Linked DNA regions of Homo sapiens: all the other regions are linked to region 3. Evidence: chromatin contacts called from ENCODE Hi-C or POLR2A ChIA-PET data. All regions are on one chromosome and are shown on one strand. Each heading gives the region's core, a stretch centred on a gene start or an enhancer-like site at or near the end of the contact. The rest is flanking DNA. Distances are from core to core; before and after follow the strand shown. Region 1 holds the start of SBF1 (SET binding factor 1). Region 2 holds the start of LMF2 (lipase maturation factor 2). Region 3 has its middle 18 kb from the start of CRELD2.

What was found. A loop is a pair of places that touch in the nucleus more often than their neighbours do. ChIA-PET counts read pairs that join two places held with the same protein, here RNA polymerase II (POLR2A). Pooled maps may share reads with other maps.
Region 1: a loop to region 3 is called in a map of B cell, with 4 times the contacts of the local background. The contact joins the promoter of SBF1 here to the enhancer-like site in region 3. A Hi-C loop is called at or near these places in 1 of 168 maps with a recorded cell type or tissue (B cell), 1 of 37 single-sample maps with no recorded cell type and 6 of 50 pooled maps.
Region 2: a loop to region 3 is called in a map of vagina, with 6 times the contacts of the local background. The contact joins the promoter of LMF2 here to the enhancer-like site in region 3. A Hi-C loop is called at or near these places in 1 of 168 maps with a recorded cell type or tissue (vagina), 1 of 37 single-sample maps with no recorded cell type and 5 of 50 pooled maps. POLR2A ChIA-PET finds 5 or more read pairs at or near these places in 2 of 52 experiments (GM10248 and SK-N-SH).

The regions. Positions count from the first base shown.
Region 1 is chr22:50,473,719-50,476,562 of GRCh38, reverse strand. SBF1 (SET binding factor 1) reads left to right here and starts at 1,528. Exons shown (of 41, transcript NM_002972.4): 1 at 1,528-1,777. The coding sequence starts at 1,723. RefSeq lists enhancers at 366-1,275, 2,186-2,844 and silencers at 1,372-1,576, 1,157-1,616, 2,037-2,166.
Region 2 is chr22:50,505,988-50,509,222 of GRCh38, reverse strand. It overlaps LMF2 (lipase maturation factor 2), which reads left to right and starts at 1,521. Exons shown (of 14, transcript NM_033200.3): 1 at 1,521-1,641; 2 at 2,188-2,441; 3 at 2,557-2,585; 4 at 2,721-2,938; 5 at 3,010-3,188. The coding sequence starts at 1,548. NCAPH2 (non-SMC condensin II complex subunit H2) reads right to left here and starts at 999. Exons shown (of 20, transcript NM_152299.4): 1 at 778-999. The coding sequence starts at 885. RefSeq lists silencers at 461-750, 1,421-1,520 and an enhancer at 1,741-1,790.
Region 3 is chr22:49,935,557-49,938,514 of GRCh38, reverse strand. No RefSeq gene overlaps it. Among named protein-coding and RNA genes, the nearest start is that of CRELD2, 18 kb to the right of the region's middle. RefSeq lists silencers at 2,024-2,563, 2,340-2,634 and an enhancer at 1,773-2,612. Within about 2 kb of position 1,519, at least 36 of the 41 ENCODE cell types and tissues checked have a DNase peak (open chromatin) inside an H3K27ac peak, as active enhancers do; they include B cell, where a contact is called at or near this core.

The sequences.
Region 1 (2,844 bases), core at 279-2,778, 540 kb before region 3:
ATGGATGGAGACTGGATGCCAGTCATTTGGCCAGTTCTTGCAGCAGCCAAACTCATTTAAAAACAGACCTTCAGGGCCAGGCGCGGTGGCTCACACCTGTAATGCCAGCACTTTGGGAGGCCGAGATGGGCGGATCACGAGGTCAGGAGATCGAGACCATCCTGGCTAACACAGTGAAACCCTGTCGCTACTAAAAATACAAAAAATTAGCTGGGCGTGGTGGCAGGTGCTTGTAGTCCCAGCTACTCGGGAGGCTGAGGCAGGAGAATGATGTGAACCTGGGAGGCGGAGTTTGCAGTGAGCCAAGATCACGCCACTGTACTCCAGCCTGGGCGACAGAGCGAGACTCTGTCTCAAAACAAACAAACAAAAACAAACAAAAAACAAAAAACAGACCTTCGGGCTGGGGGCGGTGGCTCATGCCTGTAATCCCAGCACTTTGGGACGCCATGGTGGGTGGATGGCCTGAGGTCAGGAGTTCAAGACCAGCCTGGCCAACATGGTGAAACCCCCTCTCTACTAAAATACAAAAATTAGCCGGGCATGGTGGTGCACACCTGTAATCCCAGCTACGCGGGAAGCTGAGGCGGGAGAATTGCTTGAACCCAGGAGACGGACGTTCCAGTGAGCCAAGATGGTGTCACTGCACTTCAGCCTGGGTGACGGATTGAGACTCTGCCTCAAAAACAAAACAAAACATAACAAAAAACAGACCTTGGCCTGCTGTGCTCAGAGGGGTTTCCCTGCTGCACCAGGCTGGCTCCTGCACCTTCTCTCCCAGCATGTTCTGCTCTGGGCTCATGCTCATCCCTGAGCCACTTCAGGGGTGGCCCTGGCCAGCCCTGCCCTTGAGAGGGGTGGGCACTGTCAGGGATCCTGGGGGATGCAGCTTTCCCAGAGCCCCCTGCTCCGTGGCCTCATGTGCCTCACACGCTTAGAACATTTGCTCTTTACAGGGGGACATGAGCGTGCCGTTTTTAAGCTGTGTTAAATGTCTCACTTGGCCTAGATGGGGGCTCTTCAGCCTGGGACCCCAAGGGCAGGGCCTGAATTCTCTCTCTGTTCCCCATCGCCAGGCTGGCAGCCCCTGAGGTGATGGCCCTGCGCCTCCTCTGACTTCTAGTTTGGGGGGCCCGGTAGGCAGCGCCTAGGCTTCTCCCGCCTTTCTCCCGCTGGACAGAGAGGGGCGGGGGACGAGGAGTCTGGGGACCCGATCCCCAGATTGGGACGGCCCAGGGGTGGGGTTCGGGCTCCTGTGCGGGGAGTCCCAACGGCGAGGGCAGCTGTGGTCCTGGCCCATGCCTCCCGCCGACACCACAGCCGACCCGGGTCAGGGCGTCAGACCCGCCGGAGCCGTAGTCCAGGTGCCCGGCCCGAGGGGCGGTGCTCGGGCCCCAGAGTGGTCAGCGATGGGCGGGGCGCTGCTCTCGGGAGCCGCCCTCCCACCCTCTGGACCAATGGAGATGCGCGGTTGCAGGCCCCGCCCGCTCAGGGCTTGACGACAGCGCGCAGGCGCACGGCGCGCCCGGGCGGGCCGGCTGGCTGGGAAGATGGCGGCGGGAACCTGGGCCGCCGCCGCCGCCGCCGCCGCCGCCGCGGAGCGAACCAGGGGTGTCCGGGGTGCGCGGTCCAGGGCCGGGGCCGGGCCATGAGCGCGCCGTCCTCGAGTCCCCGAGCCGCGGAGCCCGCCCGCGCCCCTCGGGCCGCCCCGCGTCCCTCGCCATGGCGCGGCTCGCGGACTACTTCGTGCTGGTGGCGTTCGGGCCGCACCCGCGCGGTGAGTGCCGAGGCCAAGCGCTGAGGGCCGGGGGCCGAGGGTCGAGTGCTGAGGGCCAGGGGCTGGGTCTGAGGGTCGAGGGCCGGGGGCTGGGGGCCGAGGGCTGGGGGCTGGGTCGGGAGGCCGAGGACTGAGGGCCGGGCGCTGAGGGCCGAGGACCGGGGGCTGGGCGCTGAGGGCCGGGGTCGGGGGAGCCGAGGACTGAGGGCCGGGGCCGGGGGCCGGGCGGGGACTGAAGGCCAGGGCCGACCGGACAGCCCGTGGGGAGAATGGGCGTCCGCTGGGGGCGGCGTGGCCGCGCGGGCCTGGTGGCGGCAGGGAGAGAAGGCTGGGCCCGGCCTGCCCGGCCTCCTTGGGGTGGGACGGGCTCTCTCCTTGGCCAGCTGCGGGCGGCTGTGGCTCTAGTGGCTCCAGGGGCGCGGACCCGCGGCTCGCCAGCCCGCCTCTGACCTTGGTGCTCCGTCTGAAGCCCCCGGCGGTCTTGGCGGGGTGCAAAGAGGGGGTGGAGTTCGGGTTTGGTGCATGGAGAAGCGGTGTTTGATTTGAAACTGGGAGGATTTGAGGAGGAAGCGTCGAGAGTAGAGAGAAGAGCATTCCTGGCGACTCGCCTGACGGTCCAGGCCCTGCACGCCAAGCCCTGGGTGGGGTATCAGCGTGGCGGTCGGTGCCCATGCCCAGGAGGTCTGTGTGTGGGGTCAGCGCCCGTGTCTGAGAGCTCTTCAGCCCAGGAGGTAGGAGAAAACGGAGCCTGACGATGACATCAGCAACAGCCTGGAGACAGCAGCGTTGGCGAGCGTGCTTGGTGTGCCAGGCCCCGCACAGCCCTTTGTGTACATGATCTCACCTCTTCCTCCCAGCAGCCCACCGGGGTTGCCCTGGTGTTGCCCCCATCTGTAGAGAAGTTAGGCGCGGATAAGCTGACTGCCTGGCCTGAGCCGGCTCAGAGAGGCTGGGACTGGCACTCAGGCTGTCAGATCCCAGCTGCAGACTGGCAGTGTGTGGGGATGGCTGTGTGGTCAGGCAGGGGCTGGATCTTGAGCCTGGAGGTGGGATTGAGCTTGCCTTCC
Region 2 (3,235 bases), core at 272-2,771, 570 kb before region 3:
AATAAATGACACTTCAGGGTAAATGCATCAGAAGATGACCTAGGCCCCATCCTGAGGAACTCAACACTTAGAGACTGGATAGAAAAGAAAAATCAGGCAATGAAATAGGGAAAAAAAATCCTACCACCATGTTTCAAAAAGAAAGGAGTGGCCAGTCCAACAAATGCTGACTTATGTCCCTTGGATTTGGTAGAATGGAGATCACTGCTGATCAAGACAAGAAACATTTAAGTGTCGTGGACGCCAGACTGAGCTGGGCTGAGGAGTAAAAATGAAGCGCAAATATGGAGCAGACAGCTTAACACAGGTCTAGACAGGGCTGTCAAACATGGAAGAAACACTAATCGCTAACAGGATAGAGCATGGCAATAGCTTGAAATTGGTTTGAAAATCCAAGATAAAAAATTCCTCTGACATCGTGATCCAGACCTCTCAAACACACAAGCATGCTCGCAATAACTGCAATAAAAGCAATAATGCTTTCTAGTCTATTCCACTACGTTAGAGAAACGGCTGGTCACCACCCACTCAATCATTCACGGCTCGCTGACGGGTAGAAACCTGCAATGACAGGTCCACGCTAATCCAACAAGGGATGATTTGGGGAGGCAGAGATGGAGTTTGAAAAGAAGCAGGGAGCCCGAGGACCTGCGCGGCCAGAGCGCCAGATAGCCATAGGCGTGGAGACGGTGGGGCGCCCACAGCCCCGGGCCCGGAGCCCCCGCCCCGCAGCCCCACCCGCCGGCCCACCCCGCGTCACTCCCCCGCCGCCCTTACCTCCTCCAGATACTCGCCCAGCTGGGCCGCCACGTCCACCTCCCAGTTCTTGGTGAGGTCGCGGATGGGCTGCAAGAGGTGGGCGAAGCGCGCCTCCACGTCCTCCATGTCCGGGAGGGAACGGGCGGCAAAGGGACCGCAGGGCTGCCTTCCGAGGGGTACGGCGTCCTCAGCCCGCCACTAGTTCTGGCGCCATTTTGCTGTTCCCGCCCAGGAAAATGCGTAGGCGCGGCGTCGCGCGCATGTCTATGACGTAACGTGGGCAAAAGCCAGAGAGGCGAACCCCGGCGCCGCGCAGCGGGAGCTCACCGGAAGAGTCGCGGGGCGGGGTCGAAGCCTCCGGGAGGGGGGGGTGGGCGGAGCTTTGGGCTGCCACCAGTTTGGACGGGAGGGCTTTTGGGGCCGCCGTGGGTCGGGCGGGGCGGGGTGGGGCGGGGCCTGGAGCTGCCGCGGGCGAGCGGGCCGAGGAGGCGGGGCTTGGGGGCTGCCACGGGTTGGGGGGGCGGGGCGGTGAGGAGGCGGGGCCTGGGGCAGCCGCGGGCGGGCGGACGGGCCGAGGAGGCGGGGCTTGGGGCTGCCACGGGTTGGGCGGGCGGGGCGGTGAGGAGGCGGGGCCTGGGACTGCCGCGGGCGGGCGGGCGGGCCGAGGAGGCGGGGCTTGGGGCTGCCACGGATTGGGCGGGCGGGGCGGTGAGGAGGCGGGGCCTGGGGCTGCCGCGGGCGGGCGGACGCGGAGGGCGGGCCCTGCTCTAGCGGGCCGCGTAGCGGACATGGCGGGCTCCCGGCTCCCGCGGCAGCTCTTCCTCCAGGGCGTGGCGGCCGTCTTCATGTTTGCTTTCGCTTCCCTCTACACGCAAATCCCAGGTGAAGGCACCCAGGGTGGGACACCCCCAGCCTCGGCGCGGGACCCTATGTCCTCTTTTCTCTGTGCCCGGCACTCACGCAGTCCGGGGTTGGGAGTGAGGGCCAGGCCTTGGCGTGGGGTAGGGGGCGGCGGTTCGTGTCCTGCAGGCCGCTGTGGGGGTAGGAAGGTGTGCGGTGATCCATTTCCCGTAAGGCTCTGGACTCTGACCTGGGGTGGGGGACAGAACTCTGAGAGAGGTGGGAGAGAGGCTTCCTCCCAGACCTGGTGGGACAGGTAGGAGATCGGGCTGAGACCTGGAAGAGGGCAGTGGGCTCTGCTGGGTGGGAGGCCCTGACTCAGGTAGTTGAGCAGGCCTCTAGCCCTGGGACGGGGTTTTGACAGGTCCCGACCTGGGGGACGGGCTCTGGAGGGACTGCAGACTCTGACCTAGGGATGGAGGTATCCGCATGCTCTGACCTAGGCTGGGGGATCTGCAGGCCCTGACTCAGAGGTAGTCTAGTCTGCAAGGGCTGTCCAGGGCCTGGCCATGACATGCCCTCCCACAGGCCTGTATGGCCCCGAGGGCATCCTACCTGCAAGGAGGACGCTGCGGCCTCAGGGCAAGGGGCGCTGGCAGCAGCTGTGGGAGACCCCGACGCTGCTGTGGGAAGCGCCGAGACTGGGGCTGGACACGGCCCAGGGCCTGGAGCTGCTGAGCCTGCTGGGTGCACTAGTGGCCCTGGGAGCCCTGCTGCTGAGCCCACTGCGCCACCCTGTCATCTACTTGCTGCTTTGGGCCGCCTACCTGTCAGCCTGCCAGGCAAGTGGGACCTGTGACCAGCTCACTCTATCTCCAACCCCCACCACCCACCCCTGCCTCTACCTTACCTGAGTCCACAGACACACCCGCTCCCTGACAGCCCCTCTCTCCGCAGGTGGGCCAGGTGTTCCTTTATTTCCAGTGGTGAGTGACGGCTGGGCCTGGGGCTGTGGGAGGCTGGGTAGGGGGTGGGGGAGGGCTCTGCCCTTCCTGGGAGGACTTTCCGAGGGAAGCAGCTGTGTGGGGAGGGGCTCTTGGTGCTATTTGCTCTCCCCATAGGGACTCCCTGCTGCTAGAGACTGGCTTCCTGGCCGTGCTGGTGGCCCCGCTGAGGCCAGCCTCCCACCGCAAGGAGGCCCCCCAGGGCAGGCAGGCAGGGGCCCTGCCCCACGAAGACCTCCCCTTCTGGCTGGTGCGATGGCTGCTGTTCCGCCTCATGTTCGCCTCAGGCGTGGTCAAGCTGACCAGCCGCTGCCCTGCGTGGTGGGGGCTCACTGGTGAGGGGCCCGGTCTGGACCTGGGGTAGTCTGGGGGCTCGGCCAGCCCTGACTCCTGCCCTCGCCTGCAGCCCTCACCTACCACTACGAGACCCAGTGCCTGCCCACGCCCGCCGCCTGGTTCGCACACCACCTGCCGGTCTGGCTGCACAAGCTCAGCGTGGTGGCCACCTTCCTAATTGAGATCGCTGTGCCGCCCCTGTTCTTCGCCCCCATTCGACGCCTGCGCTTGGCTGCTTTCTACTCGCAGGTGGGTGAGGGCCGCAGCTGTCAGAGAGAGGCAGACAGGGCTCGGCC
Region 3 (2,958 bases), core at 270-2,769:
TGGCACAGCTTCCCTTTGGCTGTTCCCGCCTCCCCGGTTCCTGGCCCGTGGCCCCTGCCCCATCCGCCTTCTCCATGTCTGGCACTGCCCTTCCCTATGTGGGGCACGGGTCCTCACTCCTTGGGTCTCAGCTCCCAGGCAGCCCTCCCAGGCCCTGCGAGGACCCTGTGGGTGTTTGTCCCTGTGTGACTGAGGCACCACATAGAGCAGGATGTGCTAAGGCTGTACGCCTGGGCCCCACGGTCAGACGGATAGACAGAAACGTGGATGGACCGACGGGCAGCTGGTGGCCAGCGCAGGCTGCCGAGAATTGGCGGAAGTGGGGCGGGTGGCCGGCGGGCGGCCTGGCAGATCCTGGAAATCCTCGCTTCCTGTTTTCCCAACAAAGGGCCTCTGTCCCCCCAGGAAGGCCACTGGCTGGCGGCAGTGGACGGACATTCCTTTTCCGTAAACAGGATTGTTTTCCTTTTCTCCTCTGGACACAATAACAGCAGCCCCCATGCCCCCCATCCTGTCTCCTGTCACCACTAGCCATGGGGCGTGGACAGTGTGGACGGGTAGGGGGTCCACAGAGCAGGCTTTCCTGGACCAGGTGCCCATTCTGTCACCCTGGGAGTGGGAGTCACAGTGGGGGCCATAGCCTAGTTGACGGCAATGAGGCCTCCAGGGCAAGGAGTGGGAATTCAGTGACGTCTGCCCCACAGGGCAGGTGGGAGGCTGGACCAGCCTTGGGCTAAGGAGACCCTGTGAGCCTCATGGCCCGAGGCAGCAGTGCTTGGGGCAGAGGCCAGGCTTAGGTCTCTGCAGGGGCTGGGCCTCCCTCCAGGTGGACCTCCCCCCGCCCCAGGCTGGCTTTGGGTGAATGCATCTGACTTCCAGAAGCCCCAGAGCAAGACCCTAGAGTAGCTAGAAGCCCCAAGGGGACCCTGGGCGTGGCGGGAGGGGGCAAGGGAAAAGCCTCCAGAGGGTTCAGGGCCCTCCCCTGCCACAGGAGACCCAGTGAGGGCTGCAGGGACAGCCTGGATCTGTGCAGTGCAGATGGCGTGGAGGGGCAGAAGTGGCACGGTTCCCGCGTGCACAGCTCTGAGTGAGCGCAAGTGTGGCTGCTGTGCACACCCAGGCAGCGGGTGCCTGAATGGGCCTGTGTGAGGGGCTGGGACTATTTATAGCCGCTCCTAGCCCAGAGGAGCTATTAATAGCCAGGGTTGAGGGGGACGGACAATGTCTCCTGCTGGCCGCTGCCTGCGGGTGGGGTGGGGGTGGGTGCCATTCTGTGCCCGGAGACACCCGGGGCTGGTACCCCAGCCCCCACCCAGGCTTCGGCACAAGGGCCACTGTTATCTGGTCAGCAGCTGAGCCAGGGGTCTGCATTCACCTGGGACAGCAGGCTGGGGGTGCACCAGGCTACAGCCCCCACCCTGCTCTCCCCGGAGGCCGTTCTGCAGCCACACTGACCCTGAGGAGGATGGGATGGTGGGCACGTGAGCTGGCAGCAGCAGGGCACCCCGGATGGAAAGGGATGCTGAGACCAGGACCCCCATATCTGGTTCTCAGATTCCAGCATGGGGAAGGGGTAAGGAAGTGCTGTGGGGACCGCAGAGCCAGAAGTGGATTTGAGAGAGGCCGGCCCTGCAGGCCCCCCAACCTGCCTCTGGCAGTATAACCAGGTGTCCCTGAAGTAAACAGGTGAACTGAGGCCAAGTCAGATGGGCCTTGGAGCCACTGGAGGGGTGTGGATGGAGGGCTGTGGGTGGAGGAGAAGGGCCCTGCCAGAATTCAGGCTGGTGGGGGCAACAGGCAGCCTCATAGCCCGCTGTCCTGGCTGAGGCTCATTCCCTGTGATCATTTTTGAGAAAAAAAAAAAAAAAAAAAGGGGGGAGGGCGCCTAGCTTGTAAAAAGACCAGATCCCGACCCCACGAAGGGTGAAGTGTGACCTGGGTGGGGCGGGGGGCACCCCTCCAAGCCTTGGCTGCACCCGGCTCCCTGTGCCACACGCGTCCCCAGCATCAAGAGGCGCACCCCCCACCTCTCCCTAAGCCCAGCCAGGCTGCAGAGAAAACAGGAAAGCTCGGAGGCCCAGCCAGGCGCCCTGTGGGCGGGCCTGGGGGAGCTGGGGACGCAGGTTCTGGCTTCCACCCCGGGGGGGCGGGGGGTGTGCGGCGGCGGCGGTGGCGCTCGTGCATCTCATTCTGCGCCTGCTCCCGCGGGGGCTCCTTTCCTTCGGGGAGCCCCCGCCCCCGGGGCCGTGACTAAGCGGAGTCACCTGCCGCCAAGGGCTTTCCAAGAAGGTCAAGGCCAACCGCGCTCCGGCCCACGCCCCAGAGCTCGGGCCGGGCCCTCACAGCCATCGTCCTGCTCATCGTCATTGCTCCCGCAGGGGGTTCCCAGCGACGAGGAGCGCGGGGCCGGGGCGGCGGGGGAGGAGCGCGGGCGGGTCCCTATGGGGCTGGGCACGGGCTGCAGGTCCCCTCCCATGCTCAGCCCAGGCCCCACACCCTCCACCCCTGCTCCTCCCGGACCTCCACCCTCCCCTCCGTCCCTGCTCCTCCCGGACCCCCACCCTCCCCTCCGTCCCTGCTCCTCCCGGACCCCCACCCTCCCCTCCGCCCCCACCCCTGCTCACCCCAGGCCCCACACCCCGCACCCCTCCTTCTCCCAGACCCCCAGGCTCCCCTCCGCCCCTACCCCTGCTCCTCCTGGACCCCCCACACCCTCCCCTCCGCCCCAACCCCTGCTCATCCTGAACCCCCCACCCTCCCCTTTGCCCCACCCCTGCTCCTCCCACATCCCCACCCTCCCCTCCGCCTCCACTCCTGCTCCTCCCGGACCCCCACCCTCCCCTCCGTCCCCGCCCCTGCTCCTCCCGGACCCCCATCCTCCCCTCCGCCCCCACCCTGCTCCTCCCCGCGCCCCCACTCCCCGCCCCCACCCTCCGTCCCCAACACCTGCTCCTTCCC